Linked DNA regions of Homo sapiens: all the other regions are linked to region 4. The links are chromatin contacts, found by Hi-C or POLR2A ChIA-PET in ENCODE. All regions are on one chromosome and are shown on one strand. Each heading gives the region's core, a stretch centred on a gene start or an enhancer-like site at or near the end of the contact. The rest is flanking DNA. Distances are from core to core; before and after follow the strand shown. Region 1 holds the start of BBLN (bublin coiled coil protein). Region 2 has its middle 19 kb from the start of SWI5. Region 3 overlaps LRRC8A (leucine rich repeat containing 8 VRAC subunit A). Region 4 holds the start of SPTAN1 (spectrin alpha, non-erythrocytic 1). Region 5 overlaps MIGA2 (mitoguardin 2).

Region 1 (2,776 bases), core at 156-2,655, 390 kb before region 4:
GAGACAGGGTCTTGCTCTGTTGCTTAGGCTGGAGTGCAAGGGCACGATCTCTGCTCACTGCAACTTCTGCCTCCCAGTTCAAGTGATTCTCCTGCCTCAGCCTCCTGAGTAGCTGGGACTACAGGCGTGTACCACCACACCTGGCTAATTAAACATTTTATTTTTAATTAATTAATTAATTTTTTTTTTTTTAAAGACAGGGTCTCACTCTGTTGCCCAGGCTGTAGTGCAGTGGTGCAGTCATAGCTCACTATAGCCTCGAACTCCTGGGCCCAAGTGATCCTCCTGCCTTAGCCTCCCAAACAGCTGCAACTAAGGTGCATGCCACCAGGTCTGGCTAATTTTTTTTGTGCTTTCTGTAGAGACGGGGGTGGGGGGGGCTGAGTGGGCGGGGGTGGGAGTAGGGTGTCTCACTATGTTTCCCAGGCTGGTCTCCAACTCCTAGGCTCAAGCAATCCTCCCACCTCGGCCTCCCGTAGCGCTGGGATTACAGGTGGGAGCCACCCCGCCTAGCTAATGTTCCTGTTTCTCTTGTCCAGAGCTGGAGTCCAGCCTGATTCCCACCCACAGGTTGTAACCAATGAGCCCTAAGAGAAGCGCTGAAGACCAGGAAGGCCCAGATCCAGGGGTAGGGGTGTTGGGTCCTCTCCACTGGGGTGCAGGCAGAGAGGCAAAGAGGAAGGAGACCCTTCGTGACTCTCAGCGAGGCTGTGAAGAAGAATATCCGGAAGCCACAAGAGGTATATCCGGAAGCCACAAGAGGTGTGGAAACCCCGTTTCCAAGGCTGGGCCCAGTAGCTCGTGCCTGTAATCCCAGCATTTTGGTAGGCTGAGGCGGGTGGATGGCTCGAGCTCAGGAGTTCGAGAGCAGCCTGGGTAACATGGCGAAACCCCTCCCCCCCCCCCCCCCCCGTCTCCAAAAAATACAATAGCCAGCGTGGTGCAGCCGTCTGTAGTCCCAGCTACTCTGGAGGCTCAGGTGGGAGGATCGCTTCAGGCTGGGAGGCAGAGATCACCCCACTGCATTCCAGCCTGGAAGACAGGGCCAGGCCCTATCTCAAAAAATAACAAGGAAACCCCGTTTTCGATTTCGCCAACGCGGAGGGGCCGAAGCAGCAGATGGGCTTGGACGGTCTCCCGCCGCTCCTCCCGGACCTCCCTACTCCTGGGCTTTTCCAGGGGCAGCCCCGTGGTGGCCCCGCCCAGCGCCCGGGAGAGGGGCGAGGCCGGGGGCGGAATGGGCGGAGTTCGACTGTGAGGGAGGTGGAGGCGGGAGTCCGGTGGTGGGGGTGGAGTCTGGAGGTAGGGCGGGGCCAGAACAGCGGCGGGGGCGGAGTTCCGGCTGGGGGCGGGGCGGGGCGGAGCGGGAGCTGCGGGATTCCGGCTTCAGGGGCGGGGCACCGGCCTCTGGGCGGAGATCTGCTGCCGCGTTCTACCCTTCCGGCCCGTGTTCTATCCGCCGCCTCCACCTTCCATCCGGCGCCGGCTTTCGGCGCGACGGTCGCCGCGTTCCATCGTCGCGCGGCCCTTCGGGCGCCCGAGCCCGCAATGTCGGGCCCCAACGGAGACCTGGGGATGCCGGTGGAGGCGGGAGCGGAAGGCGAGGAGGACGGCTTCGGGGAAGCAGGTGACCCGAGGGGGCTGCTGGAGCAACCTTGCATTTTCAGGGCTGCCCTCCCGGGAAGGGGAATCGAGATGGGGTCTCGGAAGGGAACAAAGAGCCCACCCATTCCGCCCCGAGCGGGTCCGGAGTTGTAGGTGCTGTCTCGGATGCAGGGCGAGCACCCGCGAGCCGGTTCCCAGCCCCGTGAGAGCTGCAGGTCACCAGTCCCGTTTTACAGATGGGGAAACTAAGGCAGCTTCGGGGACACTCGCCCTTGTGGGCCTTGCTCCACCACTTCCTTCAGTCCTGGGGGAGACCGAGGCACCTGAGGGAGGCAGGGTTGAGCTTAGCGGAGGGGCCGGGCCGGGACGTGGAGTTGGGGACGCGGGGGCGTCGCTCTGCCGATTCAGCATCCCCAGCCACCCGGCTTTGCTGGTGTAGCCTCACAGCCTTGCCAAATGTCAGCAGCTTACAGAGCAGCCTTTTGCGTGCTTACGAGTGCAGGGGTGGGGTGTGAAGAGAACCATCGGCTCCCTTCTCACCTTCTTCAGCCTCAGTTTCCCCCTCTATAAAATAGGAATAACGATTAGTGTCTGCTGCACTGGGATGTGTCAGAATTAAATGCAAAAAAAAGGAAAATCCTTAGCAGGTTCTAGCATGCAAGAGTTCAGTAAATGGTTATCGTCATTATTATCTTTGGTATAGTAAAGATTGGCATGTTAACATACACTGAGGATTTAGTAAATGTGGTGTAAGTATGGTGCATGCTCTTTGTTTTGTTTGGCGTAACAGCTTTATTGAGCTATACAACTTACCCATACTGTACAGTTCAGTAGGCTTTTGTGTATTCCCAGGGTTGTACATCCATCACAATAGTTTCAGGTAGCTCTGCATTGGGCAATGCTGTTGGGAGCATCAGGAAGAGCTTCCCAGGAGGTCACATTAAGTGGATGTTGGCAGACAGGACTTAGAACAGTGGGGAGGAGGGTGGTGTCCCAGGCAGAAGCAAAGGCTTGGAACTGGGAAGTACCCTTGACACAGATAAAGCCTGGCCTGGAGGGGTGTGGGGCACCTGCCTCCCCAATTCCTCCTCCTAGCCTGTATCCCAGGACACAGAGTTCGAAATATTGATAATAATGACCATCCACTAAGTACTTGCTGTGGCCAGATCCT
Region 2 (2,705 bases), core at 20-2,519, 260 kb before region 4:
GTGGGAGCCCCTTGAGAGGTGAGCCCTTCCTTGAGGTTTTCTCACCTTACACCATGTTCTCTATGTGGAGAGCTGGCTGGTCTTGCCTCTTCCTACACAAAAAAACTGTCAGGGCCAGGTGCTGGGGAGCCCCAGTCTCTGGGTCCCTGCCACACAGTGCTCACCTGCCAGCGGGAGGTCAGAGACTCAAGCAGCCACGACAATACAGATAAAATGCTGCCACAGGGTTATGGAAGCATGTTGGAGCTGCATCCAACCAATATGGGACACTGGGAAACTTCCCAGGGGAAGAGACATCCATGTCTGTCCAGTAGGAGGCAGCCAGGTAAGAATGTGGGAGAGGGCTGCCTGCCTGTAATCCCAGCACTTTGGGAGGCTGAGGCGGGCGGATCACCTGAGGTCAGGAGTTCGAGACCAGCCTGGGCAACATGGCAAAACCCCGTCTCTACTAAAAATACAAAAATTAGCCGGGCATGGTGGCACACATCTGTAATCCCAGCTTCTCAGGAGGCTGAGGCAAGAGAATCACTTGAACCTGGGTGGCAGAGGTTGCGGTGAGCCAAGATGGCACCACTGCACTCCAGCCTAAGCAACAGAGTGAGCCTCTGTCTCAAAAAAAAAAAAAAAAAAGGCCGGGCGCGGTGGCTCACGCCTGTAATCCCAGCACTTTGGGAGGCCGAGGCGGGTGGATCATGAGGTCAGGAGATCGAGACCATCCTGGCTAACAAGGTGAAACCCCGTCTCTACTAAAAATACAAAAAATTAGCCGTGCGCAGTGGCGGGCGCCTGTAGCCCCAGCTACTCGGGAGGCTGACGCAGGAGAACGGCGTGAACCCGGGAAGCGGAGCTTGCAGTGAGCCGAGATTGCGCCACTGCAGTCCGCAGTCCGGCCTGGGCGACAGAGCAAGACTCCGTCTCAAAAAAAAAAAAAAAAAAAAAAAAAAATGTGGGAGAGTATTCCAGAGGCAGAAAACTTAGTTGGCCCAGGACACAAAGGGATTTGGTCTCGTTGAAAGGTGATCAGGGATGGTGATTTGCAGGTTGTGTCCACTTGGATTCTTGGTGCATGATGAAAGTCTCCCCCAAACACAATCGTAACCCAGCTCTGCATTTTGGTTCAATCTTGAGGCACCCAGGGAGGACACTTGGAAGGAAAGCATCCACCTTGGTCTGTTTCTCTTGTGTGAGCTCAGCTCTCCCAGGTGTCATAGTGGGCACGGCCTCGAGGGGGCAGTGTCCACTCAGAGATGTGCCCAACTGCCCTGGGAAGCAAGCCCTGGGAGGGCCTTGTTGGAAAGGTTCCAGCCTGCCAGGCCAGATTCACGAAGGCTGAATCCTCAGAACACATAGAAGAGGGGGTTCTCTGGCAGCACCCCTCTCAGGAGTTTGAAGCAACCAGGGGCAGTAAGGAGCAAGCAGCTGCGAGATGTGGATTCCTCAGGCCGTGCCCCCATGTGCTGGAAAACAGGTGGCAGAGGTTACTCTGCCTGGTGTGTACACATACATGGTTTGTTTGATCATATCCGGTATAAACCCTACTCGAAAATATTTGTCATCCGGCACCTACGGAGTTCAAAATACTAACACAGTACAGCCTGCACTGTTGTCCCTGGGGACTGAAAGGGGTCATTTTTGGGTGGCCTGACAGAAATGTGTCACAGAGCAGTGTCGCCAAATAGTGCCCCACTCTAGTTTTGCTCAGAAGGGGCCACATCAGCTGGGCAGGGTGTGGTGGCTCATGCCTATAATCCTAGCATTTTGGGAGGCCAAAGCAGGACAATCAATTGAGCCCAGGAGTTTGAGACCACCTTGGCAACATAGTGAGACCTATCCTCCACAAAAAATTTTAAAAACAGCCAAACATGGGCCGGGCACGGTGGCTCACGCCTGTAATCCCAGCACTTTGGGAGGCCGAGGTGGGCGGATCATGAGGTCAGGAGATCGACACCATCCTGGCTAACACGGTGAAACCCCGTCTCTATTAAAAGTACAAAAAATTAGCCGGGCGTGGTGGCGGGCGCCTGTAGTCCCAGCTACTCGGCAGGCTGAGGCAGGAGAATGGCGTGAACCCGGGAGGCGGGGCTTGCAGTGAGCCGAATTGCGCCACTGCACTCCAGCCTGTGCGACAGTGCAAGACTCCGTCTCAAAAAAAAGAAAAAAAAAAACAAAGCCAAGCATGGTGGTACCCAGCTACTCAGGAGGTTGAAGTGGGAGGATCGATCCAGCTCAGGAGGTCAAGGCTACCATGAACCATGATCACACATTGCACTCTAGCATGGGTGATAGAGTGAGGCCCTGTCTTGAAAAAAAGGAGGGGCCGCTTGGGGAGAGAGGGAAGGGAGGAAGCCCAGGCCAAGGGCCCAGTGCCTCTGTGGTTGGGGCTAAGGGATGTTGGGGCCCCCAACCCTGATTCTTCGGAGGAATTGGGAGGAAAGCTCCAGGTTCCACGTCATGTGGATGGGCCTGAGAATGAGGTGAAAGGTAACAATCACACACCCAAACCAGTTATGAGCCAAAGGTTTCACCAGATAAGGGATTGATGGCCACAATCACCAGCACATATGCAATTCTGTGGGTCAGACAGGGAGCTGAGTCACCATGCCCCGCAGTATCTCATTGACTGCCCCCAACAACAGAGAGTGGTTGAGAGTCCCCATTTCCAAATGGAGCAAACTGAGGCTCAGGGGGATGCAGATAAGTAGCGA
Region 3 (2,700 bases), core at 130-2,629, 350 kb after region 4:
CCTCAAAAAAAAAATTTTTTTTTACCCTAGTGTGGTGCTACATGCCTACAGTCCAGCTACTCTGGAGGCCAAAGCAGGAGGATTGCTTGAGGCCAGGAGTTTGAGACCAGCCTGGACAACATAGCAAGACCCCGTCCCATTTAATTAAAATAATTCCATGGCCTCCTCCCAGCAGCCCTGCGTGGTATCATGCCCACCATGTATGTGAAGAAACTGAGGCTGCAAGCAGTGAAGAGCTTGTCCAAGGTCCCACAGAGAGGCTACCAGAGTCCAGGCCCACACCTTGGTACTGGCTTCCCCTCTTCATCCTCGGCAAGAGCCGTGTGGGAGGGAGCCTGCCCCTGTAGGGGGCAGGCAGGTGGCTCTGACCACCCGGCTGGCTCCTGTTGGGGTGGGGCTCCTTTCCCCACACCCTTGGGAACTCAACCCTGGATTTGGTGCCTGCACCCTCTTTCCTGATCTCCCCCGAAGCCCCATCAGAGAGGGGCAGTGACTTTTCCAGAATCACACAGCAGAGGACAAGGAAACGGGTGCAGCTGGGGGTGACCCCTCCAGACAGGTTACCCTTACCAGGGGTAGGCCCAGGCACCAGCCGGGCCAGGCCTGTGAGAGACTCCAGTCCAGGCCCTTCTCAGCTCTGCAGCCAGCCCCAGGCTCTGCCATTGGAACCCCAGGGCCCTCCTCCACTCCCCAGACACACTCAAACTGGAGAGAGGAACCTGAAGCAGAAGTCCCACCTTGATCATTTTTTTTTACCCCCGCTGGACCTAGCCAAGGGCTGAACAGAGTCCGGATGTTCCCAGACCAAGCACGGAGTTGGGGCGGGTGGTCAGAATCAGACCTGATTGGGACGGTGTTTCCTGCCTTGGGCAGGTGGTTTTGCCTCTGTGAGCCTCAGTTTCCCTCACCTGTGTGACTGAGCTGGGAACACTTCCTGCCTCAGAAGGAGGAGTCTGGGTGGTACAGACAAGCCCCAGGTCGGCGGGGCTGGGGCGGCTCCTCGCAGAGGAAGCAGGTGTTTCTGTGAGCGAACACACCCCACTCCCTGAACACGAGGGAGGTGTTGCAGTATCATTGTCACCACATCCTGCCCGCTCAAACAGCCGCGCCCGCCCTGGCTGTCTCATTCCAGACTTGGGGGCAGGCAGGCTGCTGCATGCACCGGGCTCCTCTCCTCCCTCTTCTGTTCCCCAGTCTTTAGGTCCTGGCCCTGGATGGGGACTCCAGGTGTCCACATGTCTCAGTGGAGGCAGCTGTGTGATTCAGAAGCTCTCCCAGTGCCACTTTCTTTCCCAGCAGTGTAGGTGGTGCGTGGACCCACCTGGTCATTAGAGGGCCCGGGCCTTCCTGTGGGGCGGGTGCTTGCCCTGGCCCGTGAGTCCTGGCATCACTAGGAGGACTGACTTCTGGCCTGGAGCTGCCAGCCCAGGGCGGGCGGTGGTGTCTGCTGGCCCCTTTGTGACCTGAGCGCTGGTAATGCTGAGGGGCGGGGAAGCTGCACTCCCAGTCCTGTTTCTCTTGGCACCGCCTGGGTGAGACCTTGGGCAGGCGGAGGGCAAGTCCCACATGGTGGCGAGGACCTGAGCCCGGTGGTAGAGGGACAGGCCTGCTGGGTTTGTTCTTACTCTACTCTGCCCCTTAATAGCAGGGGGATGTTGGCAGGTGATGTCACCTTCCTGAGCCTTAGCACCCCCATCTCTGGGATGGGGCTATAGAGGCCTGGCCTCTTGGGCATCAAGGATGACCCTAGGAGGGCCTGCAGGGGAGGCCTGCCTGGTGCCTGGCACACTTCCAGGCCCTCAGCACTGGCTGTGGCCATCATCACCCTTGCTGAGTGCCCCATTCCACCTGCCTCACATGGGGTCCTGCTCTGCCTTCCTCCTGTCCTCCCCATCCAGCATAGCCTAGAAAGATTGGGGCTGGGGAGTGTTTGGCATTTGCAGAGAGGTGCTGTTCTTTTTTTTTTTTTTTTTTGAGTCGGCACCTCGCTCTGTCACCCAGGCTGGAGTGCAGTGGCGTGATCTCGGCTCACTGCAAGCTCCACTTCCCGGGTTCACGCCATTCTCCTGCCTCAGCCTTCCAAGCAGCTGGGACTACAGGCGCCTGCCACTATGCCCGGCTAATTTTTTTGTATTTTTAGTAGAGACGGAGTTTCACCTTGTTAGCCAGGATGGTCTCGATCTCCTGACCTCGTGATCCGCCCGCCTTGGCCTCCCAAAGTGCTGGGATTACAGGCGTGAGCCTCTGTGCCTGGCCCGAGAAGTGCTGTTCTTAAAGAGTTCCTACCTAGGCCGGGCACGGTGGCTCACGCCTGTAATCCCAGAACTTTGGGAGGCCAAGGCAGGTGGATTGGTTGAGGCCAGGAATTCAAGACCAGCCCGGCCAACATGGCAAAACACCGTCTCTACTAAAAATACAAAAATTAGCTGGATGTGGTGGCGGGCGTCTGTAATCCCAGCCACTTGGGAGATTGAAACATGAGAATCACTTAAACCCAGGAGGCAGAGGTTGCAGTGAGTCAGGATCATGCCACTGCACCCCAGCCTGGGTGACAGAGTGAGACTGTCTCAAAAAGGGAAAAAAAAAAAGTTTGTTACTATTCTGGTTATTAACATTATCAGTAATCAAAGAAAGGTGGCCCATCATCTGGGCACCCCTGTTCCTCTCCTAAGAGAGACAGACACATTTGACACAGGCATT
Region 4 (2,700 bases), core at 86-2,585:
TCCCAGTGGCTGCGGCCCAGCTGTCACCGGAATGGGGATAGGGAAAGGGCTTCCTAATCCAGGGCTTCTGGCTACAGAGTTTAGAGCCAGGACCTTAAACTGCTAGGACTTTAAGTATCAGAAATTCTGAGAATCTTATTTTTCTCTTTCTGCACCCCAGCAGCCACCCGCATCAAAATGCCTCCCTTTCCTATTTGAAGGCAATACACATACGGTTGCAAAGGGAAGGTTCTGACTGCTGAGATGTAAATCCTAGCTCTTCCAATTGGTAGCTGCCTGACCTGGGCCAAGAGACTTAGCCTACATGAGCATTATGTAAGAGTGCCCATTTGTAAAATGGGAAAACATCTCATAAAATTATTGCAAAGATTAAGAAATGAAAAGGTAACACGAAATACTTAGCATAGTGCCTAGTACACAAGGCAAGTTCGATTAATTGTGCCAGAAAGAACCTTAATGTCTTGTTTATGAAATAGGATGAATGTAGCCTATTCCACTGGCGACCTGTGAGAAAGCTTTTGTTGCAGGAATGTAAGAAATTATTATTTTGCCGCTGCCGTTTCCTCCCCCATAATCTCCAAGAACATAAGAAATTAACTCTCCAAATCCCAGAATGACAGCTTTATGCCCCAAATTAGTCGACTTAATTTTTTTTCTGATTCGGATTTGGCCTTTTCCTCTCACCACCTCCTCAAACCCGGGGCCCCAAATCATCCGCGTCTTCTTGACCCCAGCCCCCACCGAATTAGGCTGACTTGGGACCCCAGCGCCAGCCTCCTCCTCGGGAAAGTGAGCAGGAAGAGACGCACTCGGGTGATCTCACCCTTTGGGACTGGGCGTTTTTCCGGCCGGGGCGCGCAGCATCCCCAGCCAGACTGCAGCGATACCCCCGCCCCGCCCTTCTCCGCAGTCCTGGAAGAGCTCCCAGGGCGGAGTGGTGCGATGCAGACGACTGTCCGCAGGGCGGGCGGTGGCGGGGCGCAAGCTGCGGGGAGGGAGGTGAGGCGGGAGCGTCTCTACCGCCAGGGCGTAGGCAGTGACCTCACTGCACCATCACCCCTCACCCCTTGCGCGCGCCCCATTTCCCCATCCTCCCGCGGCCCGCCCCTCGCTCACCTCTTCCCCCGCATTGTCGCTTCGGCTCCTTCCGGGATCGCTCGGCCCTTTCCGCCGGGCGGTCGGGCGGCGAGCCGGCGGGAGCACCGCCCCCTTTGCTCCGCCGGCGCGCTCCCCCACCCCTCGCGCAGCGCCGGGGCGCTTCCCCCGGCGCTCGCGCCCGCCCGCCGCGGGAGCGCGCGTAGCCGCTTATAAAAGAGGCGGGGCGCGCGCGTCGCCGCCACTACCCGCTGCGGAGTGAACGGTGTGGAGCGGAGGCCGCGGAGGCTCCTCGGTCCTTCAGCACCCCTCGGCCCGACGCACCCACGCCCCTCACCCCCCGAGAGCCGGTGAGAGGGGCAGCCGGGGAGCTCCGGGAGGGAGCGGGGCCCCGGGCAGCCGACCCCCGGGTGGGAGCTGGGCAGCTCTTCAGGCGGGGCGGGGCCGGCGCGCGGACAGGTGAGCCGGGCGGGCCGCGGGGCTGCCTCCATTCGGCTGAGTGGGGGAAGCCGCTGCCGCTGCTTTTGTGGCGCGTGGGCTGCGGAGGAGCAGCCGGGCCGAGGCTCGGCGCCGCCGCTGGAATGTCACTGACGGGGGGAGGGGGCGCGAGGCCGCCGGGTCCCTCCCAACCACCCCCAAGCCTGGCTGCGGCGCGGCCCTGCCCTGCCCCATCCGGCTGCGGCAGGTGGGTGGGGGCTCCCTCGTCGGGATCTTCGCCAGCCGCCTCCCTGCAGAACGCTCCCCGCACCGCCCCCGGTCCCTTCCCTCGGCCGGGAGCGACTTCTGCAGCTCGTTCTTCCGAATCGCACCAGCAATGCCGGCCAGCCGTAGAGGGAGGAAGAGCCCGGGGAGCCCGAGCATAGCGTAAACGGCTCTCTGACCTTAATTTCATCCTGCATGGCGAATCTCTGCCGTCTCTCTGAACGCAGAAGGGTCTGAGACTGGCCGTCTCCTTTTCTTTCCTTGTAATAAACATTTTTCTTTCTTCCTAGTTGTGATTTGCTTGTAAATAATAGGTAAATGCAGTGCTTGCATGGTATGTGGCTCAAATCAAATAACTTAATAGCTTAGCGTTCTTGTTTGTGTGTGTGTTTCCTGGGACTGGGTCTTTCGAGTCGAGATACAGTGTCAAAAATTCTACCATACCACTGTTGAATGATAGAACAGTCTTTTGTTTGAAAGCTGTCCCTGAGAATTTGATTAGACGCTTCCCCTAGAACATCGCTTTCAAAAGTCTCTGATGTACTAGAGTAAAATATATTTTAAATAAGCGCCTTGTTAAAAGTTGAATATGTTTTAAATGAAAAGCCTAAATAGCTCAGAAAGCTGGGTTGAGATGATGCTTGAACTGTTCCAACATCTAATCAGATCTCTTTTATATAATAGATCCTAAAATATTTAAGCCCTTTGTTCTGTCTTCATCATGTTATTTTAGAAAAACTTACCATCATGGCTGTTCGGGAAGAACAGGAGAGAGGCCATATGAAGTATTTTCATAATGTGTTGAGAAATTGCGTCGTCATAGCAATTGGCCTTAAGTAAAACAGAATGTATCAAAGATGGAAGGGTGGGGGTGTCTTGGAGCCAGGAAACAGAAAATCTTGG
Region 5 (2,700 bases), core at 195-2,694, 500 kb after region 4:
ATTTATTTATTTATTTTTTTTTTTGGAGACGGAGTCTCACTCTGTTGCCAGGCTGGAGTGCAGTGGCGCGATCTCGGCTCAGTGCAACCTCCGCTTCCTGGGTTCAAGAGATTCTCCTGCCTCAGCCTCCCAAGTAGCTGGGATTACAGGTGTGCACCACCACGCCCAGCTAATTTTTGTATTTTTAGTAGAGACGGGGTTTCACCATGTTGGCCAGAATGATCTCCATCTCTTGACCTCATGATCCGCCCGCCTTGGCCTCCCAAAGTGCTGGGATTACAGGCGTGAGCCACCGTGCCTGGCTTATTTATTTATTTATTTATTATTTTATTATTTTTTTTTAAGACGGAGTCTTGCTCTGCCGCCCAGGCTGGAGGTGCAGTGGCGTGATCTCGGCTCACTGCAAGCTCTGCCTCCCAGGTTTACGCCATTCTCTTGCCTCAGCCTCCCCAGTAGCTGGGACTACAGGTGCCTGCCACCATGCCCGGCTAATTTTTTGTATTTTTTAGTAGAGACGGGGTTTCACCATGTTAGCCAGGATGTAATTAATTAATTAATTAATTAATTAATTAGAGACGGAGTCTCACTCTGTTGCCCAGGCTGGTGTCCAGTGGTGCGATCTCGACTCACTGCAAGCTCTGCCTCCTGGGTTCACGCCACTCTCCTGCCTCAGCCTCTGGAGTAGCTGGGACTACAGGTGCCTACCACCACGCCCAGCTAATTTTTTTGTATTTTTAGCAGAGACAGGGTTTCACTGTGTTAGCCAGGATGGGCTTGATCTCCTGACCTCGTGATCCGCCCGCCTCGGCCTCCCAAAGTGCTGGGATTATAGGCGTGAGCCACCGCGCCCAGCCTGTAATTTATTTATTTTTAAGGTGTGGCCTCACTCTGTTTTCCAGGCTGGAGTGCAGTGGCGTGATCTTGGCTCACTGCAGCCTCCACCTCCTGGGTTCAAGCGATTCTGTCTCAGCCTCCTGAGAAGCCAGAGTCAGAGGTGCCTGCCAGCACGCCCGGCTAATTTTTGTATTTTTAGTAGAGATGGGGTTTTACCATGTTGGCCAGGGTGGTCTCGAACTCCTAACTTCAAGTGATCCACCCGCCTCGGCCTCCCAAAGTGCTGGGATTACAGGCTTGAGCCACCACACCCAGCCTACAGTGAATATTTATTATTGCAATATCAGGAAAGGAAAATGAAGTTAAAAGGCTAAAATTTAAATTTTTGTGGCCAGGCACGGTGCCTCACACCTGTAATCCCAGCACTTTGGGAGGCCGAGGCAGGAGGACCAGTTGAGCCCAGGAATTTGAGGGGATGGGGCCACTTTTGGCAGCGGAGGTAGAAGGAGGAGGGAGGATTTCTCTGCCTATTCCTCCCTCACCCTTGCCTTCATTCCTCTACCCGTGTGTCCCATTGGCCGAGAGCCAGCTGGCAGGGGGACCTGGGAAACAGGTTGCAGAACAAGGGGAGGGCTGTGTCTGGCACAGCTGGTAACAAGTTGAAGGTGTCCATGCTCTCTGTCCCTGCTGGGGCGTGAGCTCAGGATGTGAAGGTCAGGGAAATACCTGAGGTTTGAAGTGACTCAAACCCTTGAGTGCCTGCAGTTGCAGCTGCGTCAGGTCCTGTCTGCGAGTCGGCAGGGAACGGGCACCTGTAGGAGTGTGTTGGTGAGGGGGACTCAAGGGAGGTAGCTTTATTTCCCAAATTGTATTTCTTGCTAAAAACTATATCTGAAAATGATAGAATTTGCATTGTTTTCCTTGTTGTGAAAGCAATTACATATTCCTTATCAAATAATGAAAAGTACAGAAATAGGAAAGAGAAGGGGGTGTAAAATAGTCTGATCCCAGACTCTGATCAGACAGCCCATGGTTGTGTGGTGTGGCACCCTCGGCCTCCTGGAGCACTGGCGCTCTGTGGGGGCGCCAGCACCAGCTGTTCAGGCCTGGTCCATAGTAGGTGCTCAGTTAATGATCTGTGGCATATCTACATGCCAGGACGCCTACAACCTTACAATCCTACAAGGGGTGCCTGCAGCCCTTCATCCAGGCATCACCACTTTCTATTCCTTCAGGCATTTTTTTCTGTCTATTGCTATAATTTTTTTTTTTTTTGAGACGGAGTTTCGCTTTTGTTGCCCAGGCTGGAGTGCAGTGGCGCAATCTTGGCTCACTGCAACTTCTGTCTCCCAGGTTCAAGCGATTCTCCTGCCTCAGCCTCCCGAGTAGTTTGGATTACAGGCATGTGTCACCACGCCCGGCTAATTTTTTTTGTATTTTTAGTAGAGATGGAGTTTCACCATGTTGGCCAGGCTGGTTTCTATCTCCTGACCTCAGGTGATCCGCCCGCCTCGGCCTCGCAACGTGCTGAGATTACAGGCATGAGCCACTGCGCCTGGCCTATTGCTATAATTTTTAAACAGTTTTATTGAAATATAGGCTGGGCACAGTGGCTTACACTTGTAATTCCAATACTTTGGAAAGCTGAGGTGGGAGGATTGTTTGAGCCAGTGAGGGAGAAGTTCAAGACCAACCTGGGCAACATAGTGAGACTCTGTCTCAAAAAAATTTTTTCTTGAGACGGGGTCTTACTCTGCTGCCCAGGCTGGAGTGCAGTGGCGTGACCAATTAGCTGGGTGTCATGGCATGTTCCTGTGGTCCCAGCTACTCGGGAGGCTGAGGTGGGAGGATCACCTGAGCCCAGGA

What was found. Hi-C counts contacts between places; a loop is a spot of excess contacts on that map. ChIA-PET counts read pairs that join two places held with the same protein, here RNA polymerase II (POLR2A). Pooled maps may share reads with other maps.
Region 1: a map of naive thymus-derived CD4-positive, alpha-beta T cell shows a loop between it and region 4 (24-fold over the local background). The contact joins the promoter of BBLN here to the promoter of SPTAN1 in region 4. A Hi-C loop is called at or near these places in 1 of 168 maps with a recorded cell type or tissue (naive thymus-derived CD4-positive, alpha-beta T cell), 1 of 37 single-sample maps with no recorded cell type and 13 of 50 pooled maps. POLR2A ChIA-PET finds 5 or more read pairs at or near these places in 1 of 52 experiments (HEK293).
Region 2: a map of PC-9 shows a loop between it and region 4 (4-fold over the local background). The contact joins the enhancer-like site here to the promoter of SPTAN1 in region 4. A Hi-C loop is called at or near these places in 5 of 168 maps with a recorded cell type or tissue (Calu3, HCT116, IMR-90 and 2 more) and 5 of 50 pooled maps. POLR2A ChIA-PET finds 5 or more read pairs at or near these places in 7 of 52 experiments (CD8-positive, alpha-beta T cell, Caco-2, GM10248 and 4 more).
Region 3: a map of naive thymus-derived CD4-positive, alpha-beta T cell shows a loop between it and region 4 (4-fold over the local background). The contact joins the enhancer-like site here to the promoter of SPTAN1 in region 4. A Hi-C loop is called at or near these places in 1 of 168 maps with a recorded cell type or tissue (naive thymus-derived CD4-positive, alpha-beta T cell) and 9 of 50 pooled maps. POLR2A ChIA-PET finds 5 or more read pairs at or near these places in 4 of 52 experiments (MCF 10A, PC-9, activated CD8-positive, alpha-beta memory T cell and 1 more).
Region 5: a loop to region 4 is called in a map of PC-9, with 4 times the contacts of the local background. The contact joins the enhancer-like site here to the promoter of SPTAN1 in region 4. A Hi-C loop is called at or near these places in 1 of 168 maps with a recorded cell type or tissue (PC-9). POLR2A ChIA-PET finds 5 or more read pairs at or near these places in 3 of 52 experiments (A549, HCT116 and activated CD4-positive, alpha-beta memory T cell).

What each region holds. Positions count from the first base shown.
Region 1 is chr9:128,158,860-128,161,635 of GRCh38, forward strand. BBLN (bublin coiled coil protein) reads left to right here and starts at 1,406. Exons shown (of 2, transcript NM_024112.4): 1 at 1,406-1,627. The coding sequence starts at 1,549. RefSeq lists enhancers at 307-1,260, 1,261-2,214 and silencers at 1,146-1,355, 1,566-1,655.
Region 2 is chr9:128,294,287-128,296,991 of GRCh38, forward strand. No RefSeq gene overlaps it. Among named protein-coding and RNA genes, the nearest start is that of SWI5, 19 kb to the left of the region's middle. Within about 2 kb of position 1,270, at least 15 of the 41 ENCODE cell types and tissues checked have a DNase peak (open chromatin) inside an H3K27ac peak, as active enhancers do; they include HCT116, PC-9 and endothelial cell of umbilical vein, where a contact is called at or near this core.
Region 3 is chr9:128,901,457-128,904,156 of GRCh38, forward strand. The region is part of intron 2 of LRRC8A (leucine rich repeat containing 8 VRAC subunit A); the gene reads left to right. Among named protein-coding and RNA genes, the nearest start is that of PHYHD1, 18 kb to the right of the region's middle. RefSeq lists a silencer at 2,285-2,457. Within about 2 kb of position 1,380, at least 22 of the 41 ENCODE cell types and tissues checked have a DNase peak (open chromatin) inside an H3K27ac peak, as active enhancers do; they include PC-9, where a contact is called at or near this core.
Region 4 is chr9:128,551,252-128,553,951 of GRCh38, forward strand. SPTAN1 (spectrin alpha, non-erythrocytic 1) reads left to right here and starts at 1,336. Exons shown (of 57, transcript NM_001130438.3): 1 at 1,336-1,445. LOC101929270 (a long non-coding RNA gene) reads right to left here and starts at 1,162. Exons shown (of 4, transcript NR_188457.1): 1 at 1,117-1,162. RefSeq lists a silencer at 980-1,749.
Region 5 is chr9:129,051,272-129,053,971 of GRCh38, forward strand. All of the region lies in intron 6 of MIGA2 (mitoguardin 2), which reads left to right. Among named protein-coding and RNA genes, the nearest start is that of MIGA2, 16 kb to the left of the region's middle. Within about 2 kb of position 1,445, at least 14 of the 41 ENCODE cell types and tissues checked have a DNase peak (open chromatin) inside an H3K27ac peak, as active enhancers do; they include HCT116, where a contact is called at or near this core.